Linked DNA regions of Homo sapiens: region 1 is linked to region 2. The links are chromatin contacts, found by Hi-C or POLR2A ChIA-PET in ENCODE. All regions are on one chromosome and are shown on one strand. Each heading gives the region's core, a stretch centred on a gene start or an enhancer-like site at or near the end of the contact. The rest is flanking DNA. Distances are from core to core; before and after follow the strand shown. Region 1 holds the start of SRGAP3 (SLIT-ROBO Rho GTPase activating protein 3). Region 2 holds the start of SRGAP3-AS2 (SRGAP3 antisense RNA 2).

Region 1 (4,803 bases), core at 165-2,664, 57 kb before region 2:
TCATTTCTGAGTCCAAACAGAATCATTTATTATAGACTCAGAAAAAGGCAAATGGAAGACTATACCTATTTTGAGAAATTTGGGAACATTTATCTCAGGGGACAGTCAGGGGCCAATACACATTAGTGACAATCTTAGCATATGAAATTCCAGTGATCAGCGACTCTTTAGTGCTTGACTCAGTTTTTACAGAATGAATCTTATTCTACCTTAATTCCACATGAAATGGGTTTGGTCTCCCTTGTAGAATGCAGGAGACTTTGAGCCTGGGTTGGAAGGCTGGTGACCTTGGGTAAGTCACTTCCCATATCTGAGCCTCTGCTCCTTTGTCTGTGAAAGAGTGGTGCTTATACCTATGTTGTTAGGTTGTTGGGGGATATAAAAGGGTAATAACAGTTGCTACTGTTTATTGAGTGCTTGCTATGCACCAGAGACTGTGCTAAGCTTAGCTTTGCATTTTTCTTTGATCTTTTCAAGAGCTCCTCTCATTCCCGATGTTCCTTACCCTGCAATATTTTTTCCCATAGCACTTTACATTTTGTATGATATTATATAATATACTTACTGTGCTTATTTTTGGTCTTCCTCTCCCAGGGCCTCTTGCCTCGTACAACTCCAGGGGGCACCATTCACAATGCTTTCTACTCCAGGGGTGCTTTTTACTAAGAATATTAGCATGAATGGTGGAAACTGCTGGAGTTGTGTGATGTGGAGCCCCGGGAGCTTCAGAAGGTCAGGGATTTTTGTGTGTGCCAGTTCTGATCATTGCTGTATCCCTGTACCCAGAACGGTGCTAGACCTATAGTAAGCATTCAGTAAATATCTGTTGAAAGAATGAATAACATAGCCTCCAAAGAGAGCTGATTTTACTATCTAGGAAACTGAGGCTCAGTCTGACTTATGAATTTGCCCAGAGCCCCACAAGCCAATGACCCACCCAGCTGTTCTGCCTCCAGTGTGCCTGCTCTGCGTGGCTTTGCTAAGCTGCATGCCTTTAACTCCTCGCATCGTCTCTGCCACCAAGTAACTGCTCAACAAATATTGATGCTTTTCCCTACATGGGTCAGGCCCTCTGCTAGACTATCCCAGTAGAGTGACAAACCATCATATAGCTGTTGATTCCAGAAACTGAATTAAATTGCACAGTGCAAAAAAAGGGAGGATCTTAAGTTTTTGGAAGAAAAATCCCTAACCCAAGTGCTAATGTTTGGAGTTTGCAGAAGCCTCTCAAGACTTACCAACCCGATTACTTTTCCTGCTGCCTTCCCTTTTGTGAGCGTTTCTTCCCCTTTTTGCTTGCAGTGAGTTCTGCTCTCCTGTAGGCTACAATGTGTCAGTTGTTATAAAATCCGGGAGGCGGAGTCTAGTGACGTGAGCAGTGGGGGAGAGCTCAGCCAGCCCTGCAGGGCGAGCAGTCCAGCCTTGTGTTCACCGGAGCTTAAGCGTTGCAGCAGGAAAACTTCCATCTCGCTCTCCTGGCTTTGATCCTCACTGGACATCAGACCAGAGGCACCGAAGGGAGGGAGGATGCGAGATGACCGGCCCTTTGGCAACCTGACCATCGACTTAGCAGAGCCTTCAAAAGCAAGCCAGGGGCTGGCTGCACGACCAAAGAGGCGCCGCGCCTCTCGTGGATGTGTGTGTGTGAGTGATCCAGCGAGTGTGTGTGCGTGTGAGGGTGTGTGTGTGTATGCCTGTGTGCACAGCACAACTGTGTGCGTGTCCCGGTGAGTGTGCCTGTGCATGCGTGAGTGTGTGTACGTGTGCATGTGTGTGTGAGTGCGCTTGGTTATTACTATTATTATTATTTTTGGAAGAAAAATCTTTGAAAATCTGGGGCAGGTTACTGTGCTCCTAGGGTGATTCTTCTTTTGCAAGAGGAGCTGACCAGGGCAAGCTACTAGAGCCATTTCTCGGCAAGTAAAGAGATTTTTCCTTCCAGAAGGAGAAGGATTTTTCTCCCTGCTCTGCAGCCAAGTGAAAGAGATTAGTCCCTAAACCTGTGAAATCGACCAGAGCTGTGTGATTACCAGGGCTTGAGAGAGGACTCGAAAAGAAAAGGAGAAATAAATCAAACAGCCTGTCAGTTCCTTTGGCCACGTCAGAAGATGTCATCTCAAACTAAGTTCAAGAAAGACAAAGAGATCATTGCTGAATATGAAGCCCAAATAAAAGGTGAGATGCGGGCTGGGAGAGTTTTCCTTCTCCTCCCCTTTCGTTTTTCTCTTGTTCTGGTTCCCATCCCCCGCTGCCCCCCGTTTTCCTCTCTGCCATTATGAAATGTTATGCATCAATAATCTTTTTGTGAGGAGTAACAGTGGCAGCCGCACAAGTCCGGACTGGTTTCAACTGCAGATAGCGCTGGGGCTGGGAGTGTGGATTATGGAATGGGCAGCAGTCTCTGCATTGCAGGTGTGTGAGGAGGATCCTATGCCTGACTTTAGGAGTGTCGCTGATACCCCATCATCTTGGCGGTGACATGTCACTCTAAGGCCATTTTGATAGTCACTACCTCCACCCCTTCCCTGCCATGGTAAAAGCCCTTTAATATTGGGGTATTTTTTTACCATCTGCTCTTTTTTTCCTCCCCCTTTTTGGTTTCTGTTGGTGGTGGTGGTTTTGCCTCCGCCTCTTTCTCTGGGCCGGAATTCACATGCATGTGCACAGCGAGGCAGCATCCCTGGGCGGCACTTCTTTGTCGGTGTCTCTGGGCTGGCCTGGGTTGCCATGGATTAACTGTTATGGGGCATATTGATCCAGACTAATGCAGGCATTTGGGCATAAAAAGGGAGCTTGGTGCAGAAAATGTATTATCTCGCAGTGTGCAGCCCAATCACTCTGTGCCCTGGCGTTTAGGTTCATCAGCTTTCATTCAAAGCCAACACCTCGGCATGCCGTTTGGGCTGGTCAGCGCTGCCTGGCTTCCGGGGTTCCAGGAGAAGCCTGCCGGGAGGGCGAGATGACCTCTGGCTGCTGGTTGCACCTTCTGTGCCACCGGGTGTATACTTCTTTCAGAAGCCGCTCCCTAAATCCACGCTAGCCAGGCGAAATAGGAAAGGGAACACAATTGCATGGCTAAATGCGGGCTTGCCGCATCCTCATTCAGGCCAGACTGGGGCTTCTCCCACCCCTACACGTTCTAGGCTCAGCTTTGGCAAGGAAAATCTAAAAGCTCCATCCAGCAGGCTCCTCCTTTCTCTGAGGATGTGCCCTGTGGGAAGCCTGGGCTCGTGCCTCTTGGCGTCCGCTTTCTTTCTGGTCATGGTTCTCCTTGCTGCGACACAGGGTGTGTTGTGGCCTCTCCTAGAAAGAGTAAAGACAAAATGCATCTTCAGCGGACCTTGAGGCCTATCTTTGAGGTTATGCACAGGCTGTTGAGCAAGTTGGGTATTTGGGGCTCAAGCAACCTGAGGTTGCCACACCTGCTTCTGGGCGCTGCTGCAACTGAAGACCCAATGACCCAGGGAGCTGGGTGGCCTCCTTAAAAGCAGCGGGAAGGCTGGGCACCGCAGCTGCCATACACGCTTCAGATGCTTGGGAAACTTTGGGAGTGGAGCAGCCACGGGGGGAGGGATCTGTTTTTTTTCCAGTCTCACCAACAGTCTTTTTGCCTTTTAGTCCTGGTCAAAAGCCCAGCGTGCTCATCACCTCTGGGCATATCCTAGGGCAAGAGGAGCAGAAAACCCTGCTCTTCCCTGGTCTCCTGTCTTTGGTTTTTCAGTTCAATGTGGAAAACAGTGACTTACGATGTCTCAGCCTTGCTGAAAATTTAGAAATAAGCGCTTTATTGGTCAGAGATTTTAATTCACCCAACTGCTCAATACAAAAGCCTAGTTTCAATCTTTGAATAGACTCTTTTTAGGGAGTTTATGTTTTATAAAATGAATTTGGCCAATTATTATTATTTTATAAAAATTAAGGTTGCCATGAAAATGCCTTGAGAGAGAAGGGGATGTTGAGTTTTGGACAGTTCAGGTTTTATGATATTTTCTTGGTAGGAAATGTGCTTATCTCATTTTGGAAGGATTGCTACTACTGGGCCAGTGAACTTTTCTTCAGGGCCAGTTAGGCATTAATTGCCCTGGCTGATCCTTTTGCTTTTTACCTTTCATCTTTTATTTTAACAACTAAGCAGCGAGTACCCTGAGTTTTATCAGAAATACACCAATTACCAGGCATTCATCAGGAAATGTGTCCAAATGATCTTGTCTCTTCCAAATACTAAATTTCCTTGCATTCTGGCTAAAGGAGTTACATCTTATTCCTTTAGAATTGACACCCACAAGGTCAGGTCAGGATATGGCTGTCCCTGAAACCCTCTGGAATCTTTTCTTTTAAAATTCTGTGTGTTAATCACCATCATAATTATTGATGTGTGTCTAGGGCCCTGCATTTTCTATGGCTAACTCCCAGACATCACTTACTCTTGGCCCACACAATGTACAGTAGGGTTAGTGTGAACTCAGTTTCAGAGACAAGGAAACTGAGGCCCAGTTAATGTTAAATGACTTGCCCAAGGTCACAAGGCCGATTTTCTCCCAGGCTTGTGTTCCCTGACACATTGTTTGCCCGAAGCTGCCCCTTGAAGGATTGATGTCAGCAGCAGATGGCAGTTTTGTGGGGGGACTGGCAGCCTCTTGATGGAGTTCCATTGTTTACCCTCTTACTTTCATCCCGTTGCCTTTGTTGCATGCCTCTGAAGAACATTTGACCAGTCACCAAAAACAGTGCCCGAGGCCAATTACCTTTCTCCCTGGGAATCATCTGGCCAGTGGGATGCAAAAAGTCCACCTAGTCAGACAG
Region 2 (5,042 bases), core at 1,559-4,058:
TTAAATCATGTAAAGTTATAATTAAGTAAATAATGCTGAAACAATGGAAATACATATTCAAAAGTCATCACTTCCTAATTATTTTACTACAGTTTTAAAAATCTGTGCACTTGCAGTTATTTTTGGTTATTGGATCTTTATGGTGGAAACACTATGTGATGGAGAGCTATGTGCATCTCTCCACAACTCCACCTTCGGTGATGTCTTGCTGGGAGCTTGGAGTCGGCCATGGTGGGAATATTTACACCAGGGAAAGTGGCAAATACTCAAGCCAGGGCTCCTCCTACCCCACCAGAAAGTGGCTGCTAAACATTTGCCAACACAGCACTGGGTATAATCTCCCTCATCAGCTGGGTGTGGGGACGGTGGGGGTGGCAATTCTCCAGAGGACAGGGCAGCTGTGAGCCACTGGTAGCCACCACCCAAAGCAGCCAAGGGATGGTACATGGCCTGGGAACAGGGATCTGGACAGGGCACAGTGTTCTCTATGGCAAGTTATTTGAAATTTTATTCACGTCCTGACTTGTGGCATCCTGTCATTAGGTTTTTATTGGAGGGGAAAGAACAATAGAAGCCTGGAGCCCTGGGTTCTAGTGTTGACTTTGGCACTATCTTGCTGTTGACTTTGGGAGAAGGTTGTTTTACATCTCTGTTTTCTCACCCATGAAAATAGGGGATCAGATGACCTCTCAGGAGGCTTTCAGCCCTGCACAGCCTCAGACTATCCTCTCAGCTGTTGCCACCTAAGTTAGGAGCATGAGTACAGAAACCATGTCTCACTGTATTACCTGCAGAACCCAGCATGTGAAACTTTCCTCCTTAATCTCCAGACTTAGAGACTCAATCGTAAAAATAGATAACATTTATTGAGCACCTACTGAATAGAAGACATTTTAGATCTTAGCTCATCTAATCTGTTTATCAACGTTATGACATAGGTTTTTTTTTTTCTATTTTACAGATGAGAAAAATCGAGGCCCAGAAATATGAAATTACTTGTCCAGTCACACAGCTAGTAAATGGCCCATTTGGGATTCCAGCCCCACTTGGCTTGTGCTTTCAACTATTTTCCATATTACCCTATTGGAAAAGGATTTAAAAGAGGCTCTTGCTACATCAGGGTCCCCATTTGGGATCTAGAGATTGCTTGGTTTCATCTCCCCTTCCACCTATTCTCTGTCTTGCTCAGTCTCAGTTCTCTTTCTTCTGGGTGGAATGGGTTGTAAGCCCCTTTGCAACTCAGGCCTTTGTAACTGTTGAATAGGCAAATGAAGGAGGAAGGCTCCGAGGATGGAAGCCAGCTGTGCACTTCGCTGATGATCTGGGATGCACAGAGGTGGGATGGGGCGGGTGAGCAATGGAAGGCTGCTAATGAGCGTTTCCCAGTGTTGCCTCCGAGGGCGGCTGCAGCCTCTGCGCTGCTGTTTGGGGTTGTTGGAGCCATCACAGCACAGCCAGGATTTGCCCTTAGGCTTGGTGACAGGTTGGATCACCTTCACTCAGAAGGCCTGGCCACTCTTTGCCATGTCTGATCTGTGGTGTGGATGACGGCAGCTGACATGGACTCCTCGCCACCTGGAAATGCATAAAGTGCAGCTTAGCCCCAGGCCAAGGGGAGACGTTCTGTGCAGCCCCCAGAGCCTTTGTTTCTCATGATTTCCTTCAACCCTGCCCCCAACTCCAACCCAGTGTCACAGGGATCTTAGTCCCACCTCCCCAGGGTCTGGCCCAGGATCCCCATCTCCCGCCAGCACTTGGTGTTTGAAACCTCCTCGCATAGCTGTGGTTTATTTAGGCCCCTGCCACCCACCTGGGCACCTCCTCTGCATGGCTCCCCATTTCACAGAAGGTGCTGATGCCTTTCTTGTGATTCTGCCAGCAGAGAAATTGAGGTCAGGGAGATCAGCCAAGCACACTTTTCGGTGGCTTTTAAGGAGGAGCAATCAGTTAGTGATCACTGTGGGCAGAGGGCTAAGGGGATGGCTTCAAGGAGAGAAAAAAGAGCAATCGGATGGTTCCTGAATTGTAGAAATGAACACAGTGAAAGTACCAGGCTGGGCTTGGGGGTCAGAACCTCCCTCAAGCCCCTGAACATCAGCTTCCCCACTCAGGATTTCTCACTTCAGTGACTGACTTCATCATCCCTCCAATTGCCCAGGCCAGAAATCTGGGAGTCGTCCTTGACTTGTCTCCCTCACCCCACAGTCTAATTGGCTGGCAAGTCTTGTTGTATCTATTTTCTGTCTCTTGAGTTTAGTCCTTTGCCGTGGCCACTGCCCACTACCAAGGGCCCACCAGCTCTTACCTGGACTGGTTCAGCCATCTCTTTCCAGGCCATGGTCTTCCTGCTTCAGCTCTCCTCCCTCAGCTCCCCCATCCATTCCCCTCTGCAGTCGGAAGTCTTCTAGAGGTGTACATTTGACCTTATCATGTCAGCTCCAGGTTAGAGCCTGGAGTTACTATAACGATTACCTCCAGGGCGAAGTTCAGACTCATTAGCCTTCCAGGAAAAGCAGCTCTTCTTGCCCTGCCCCTGTTTGACTCTCTGTGATGGGGGTCCCAAAACTACCTTAGGTTTGATAATTCACTTGAGGGACTCACAAAAATTAGAAAAGCTGATATACTCATGGTTATGGTTCATTGCAGCAAAAGGAGACAGGTTAAAATCATCCAAGGAAAAAGGTGCATAGGTCGGAGTCCAGGAAGACACCAGGCATAAATTTCCAGTTGTCCTCTCCCGGGGGAGTCACTTGGATAGCACTGAACTCTCCCAGCAATGATGTGTGACAAAACATAGCAGGGAAACCCAACTGCCCCTTGGTGTCCAGGGTTTTTGTTAGGAGAAGGGAGTCAGTCACGGAGGTATGAGTCACCCACGTGACTGACCTTGGCTACTCAGTCTCTATGCAACCCCTGCATGCCTGGAATCAAACCGATACAGCATGGGCTGGGACTCCAGGTAAACAAAAACAGGCCTTTATCATGAATTACACTGTTAGCATAAACTATGTGGGGTGGCCCAAAGCCCCAGCGATACAAAGATACTCTATTCCATCAGGCACGATATTCCAAGGGCTCAGAGGTTATTTCCCGGGGGCTGGTCAAGGGCCAGTTCTTTCTTTGGAAGGTGCAGAGTTTGAGGACCCCAAGCTAGTGGAGTTAACCTTTTATTGCATACCTCACATCCACGATTCTCTCCAGTATTAGGCCATTCTTGCATTGCTATAAAGGAATACCTGAGACTGGGTGATTTATAAAGAAAAGAGATTTAATTCGCTCATGGTTCTGCAGGCTTTACAGGAAATGAGGTGCCAACATCTTCTGGGGAGGCCTCAGGAAACTTACGATCATGGTGGAACCTGAAAGGGGAGTAGGCATATCACATGGCAAAAACAGGAGTGAGAGAAAGTGAGGGGGGAGATGCTACACACTTTTAAATAACCAGAACTCACAAGAACTCACTGTGGTGAAAACAGTACCAAGGGGGATGGTGCTAATCATTCATGAGAAATCTGCCCCCATGATCCAGTCACCTCTTACCAGGGCTCACCTCCAACACTGTGGATTATCGTTCAATGTGAGATTTGAACGGGGACACCCATCCAAATGATATCATCTCCCATATCTCCCACATTCCAGCCATATTATTTAGCTTGCACATTCATGACTCTGCCTTTGACCATACTGTTCCTTCTGCCTTGAATTCCCTTCTGCCTCATCTTCCCTAGTCTAACTGGAGAGCTCTCACTCATCCTGTCCTGTGTGGAGCCTTCCCTGATGCCCCAGGCAGGCTGAGTTTCCTCCTTCCCATGTACATAGGCACTGTCAATGCGTGCCGTAATTTGTGGATTCTTCAGCATCCTGTGGATGGGTTCAGGTCTGTTTTCCACACAATAGGAAACACCATTAGCTCCTTTAGCGTGAGAAATGTGCAGTCCATTAAAATGTTTATTTTATGTTTTTCCAATGATAAAAGCAATACTTGCTCATGGTAGAGAAATTTGGGCAGCATATTCCTTTTCAGCTTTTTCTCTCCAATGTTTTCCGTGTGTGAATCATTATAATCCGGGAGACCATAGTGCCTGGGCCTGGGCTTGCCTCCACAGGGCTGCTGATGTTGTTCCAGTCTCTCTAAAGTGGTGAATGAGGGCGACTCCACACCTATGCTCTCCCAGTCTCCAGAGACTTGTGGGATGGGCTGGGAACTGAGGACAGAGTGTGGAGGAGGGGGACGAGAAACTTCTTTTTTTTTCTGTAGGAAGAAGAGGTGGGGTAGGGATGGAGTAAGGGAAGACTTCCCAAAGAAGTCGACACTTGGGCCAGAACTTGAAGGAACTTTAGGATTTTGCTCAGGGATGGGAGGGAAGAACTTTGCAGGCCAAGGTCGTGGAACAAAGGGGTGACTGGCTGAGCTCAAGGCAGTGGGGCTCCCCTCCCCTAAGGGTCCCCAGCCCTGGGATGTGACATACCACTTGACTTTCCTTTGATCCTACACAGGAGTTGTTTCCAGGGGGCCACCCTTACTGAGCTGCTGACCCCAAGTTCTGTTTTAGTCACAGGGCTTCTTTTGTTTGTTTTGTCATTTGGCTCTGGATGTGTGTGAAATCCTAATTCAGGCCCCAGATAGCTGACCGACTAAAACCTAATGAAACAAAAAGATGGAGGAAATGTGCCCTAAAACAGTTGTTGAGTAACCCCAGGTAGCTTCAGTGCATGCCAGCTTTAAGCCTATAAATACATCGATGGGCGCCTCTTTCTCTTCTGAAACAGCAAGCCCCGAGGATTGGAGCCAGCCAGTGATATTCCGTTATACTACATTTTCAGTTTCAGGGAATCTTTTGAGCAAAACTGGACCTTTTGGGACCAACCTGTCATACTCGAGACCATGGCGAAACCTATCTGTTCATGCCAAGAGCTCAGCGTCCTACCTGAGTCCTGCTGAATTGCCTGTTCTCATCTCCTGCCTTCTAAATCACTCACTGGTGCTTCCTGTCATGGTAACTAGGACTTTCCACTCCTTATTCTGCAGCCTTTGACATCAC

Evidence for each region. Hi-C counts contacts between places; a loop is a spot of excess contacts on that map. ChIA-PET counts read pairs that join two places held with the same protein, here RNA polymerase II (POLR2A). Pooled maps may share reads with other maps.
Region 1: a map of PC-3 shows a loop between it and region 2 (4-fold over the local background). The contact joins the promoter of SRGAP3 here to the promoter of SRGAP3-AS2 in region 2. A Hi-C loop is called at or near these places in 9 of 168 maps with a recorded cell type or tissue (CD4-positive, alpha-beta memory T cell, PC-3, Right ventricle myocardium inferior and 5 more) and 15 of 50 pooled maps. POLR2A ChIA-PET finds 5 or more read pairs at or near these places in 4 of 52 experiments (A673, GM12878 and WTC11).

What each region holds. Positions count from the first base shown.
Region 1 is chr3:9,246,257-9,251,059 of GRCh38, reverse strand. It overlaps SRGAP3 (SLIT-ROBO Rho GTPase activating protein 3), which reads left to right and starts at 1,414. Exons shown (of 22, transcript NM_014850.4): 1 at 1,414-2,175. The coding sequence starts at 2,109. SRGAP3-AS4 (SRGAP3 antisense RNA 4) reads right to left here and starts at 1,304. Exons shown (of 3, transcript NR_146969.1): 1 at 1,239-1,304. RefSeq lists an enhancer at 1,396-1,635.
Region 2 is chr3:9,190,259-9,195,300 of GRCh38, reverse strand. SRGAP3-AS2 (SRGAP3 antisense RNA 2) reads right to left here and starts at 2,808. Exons shown (of 2, transcript NR_121664.1): 1 at 2,306-2,808; 2 at 848-1,575. The region is part of intron 1 of SRGAP3 (SLIT-ROBO Rho GTPase activating protein 3); the gene reads left to right.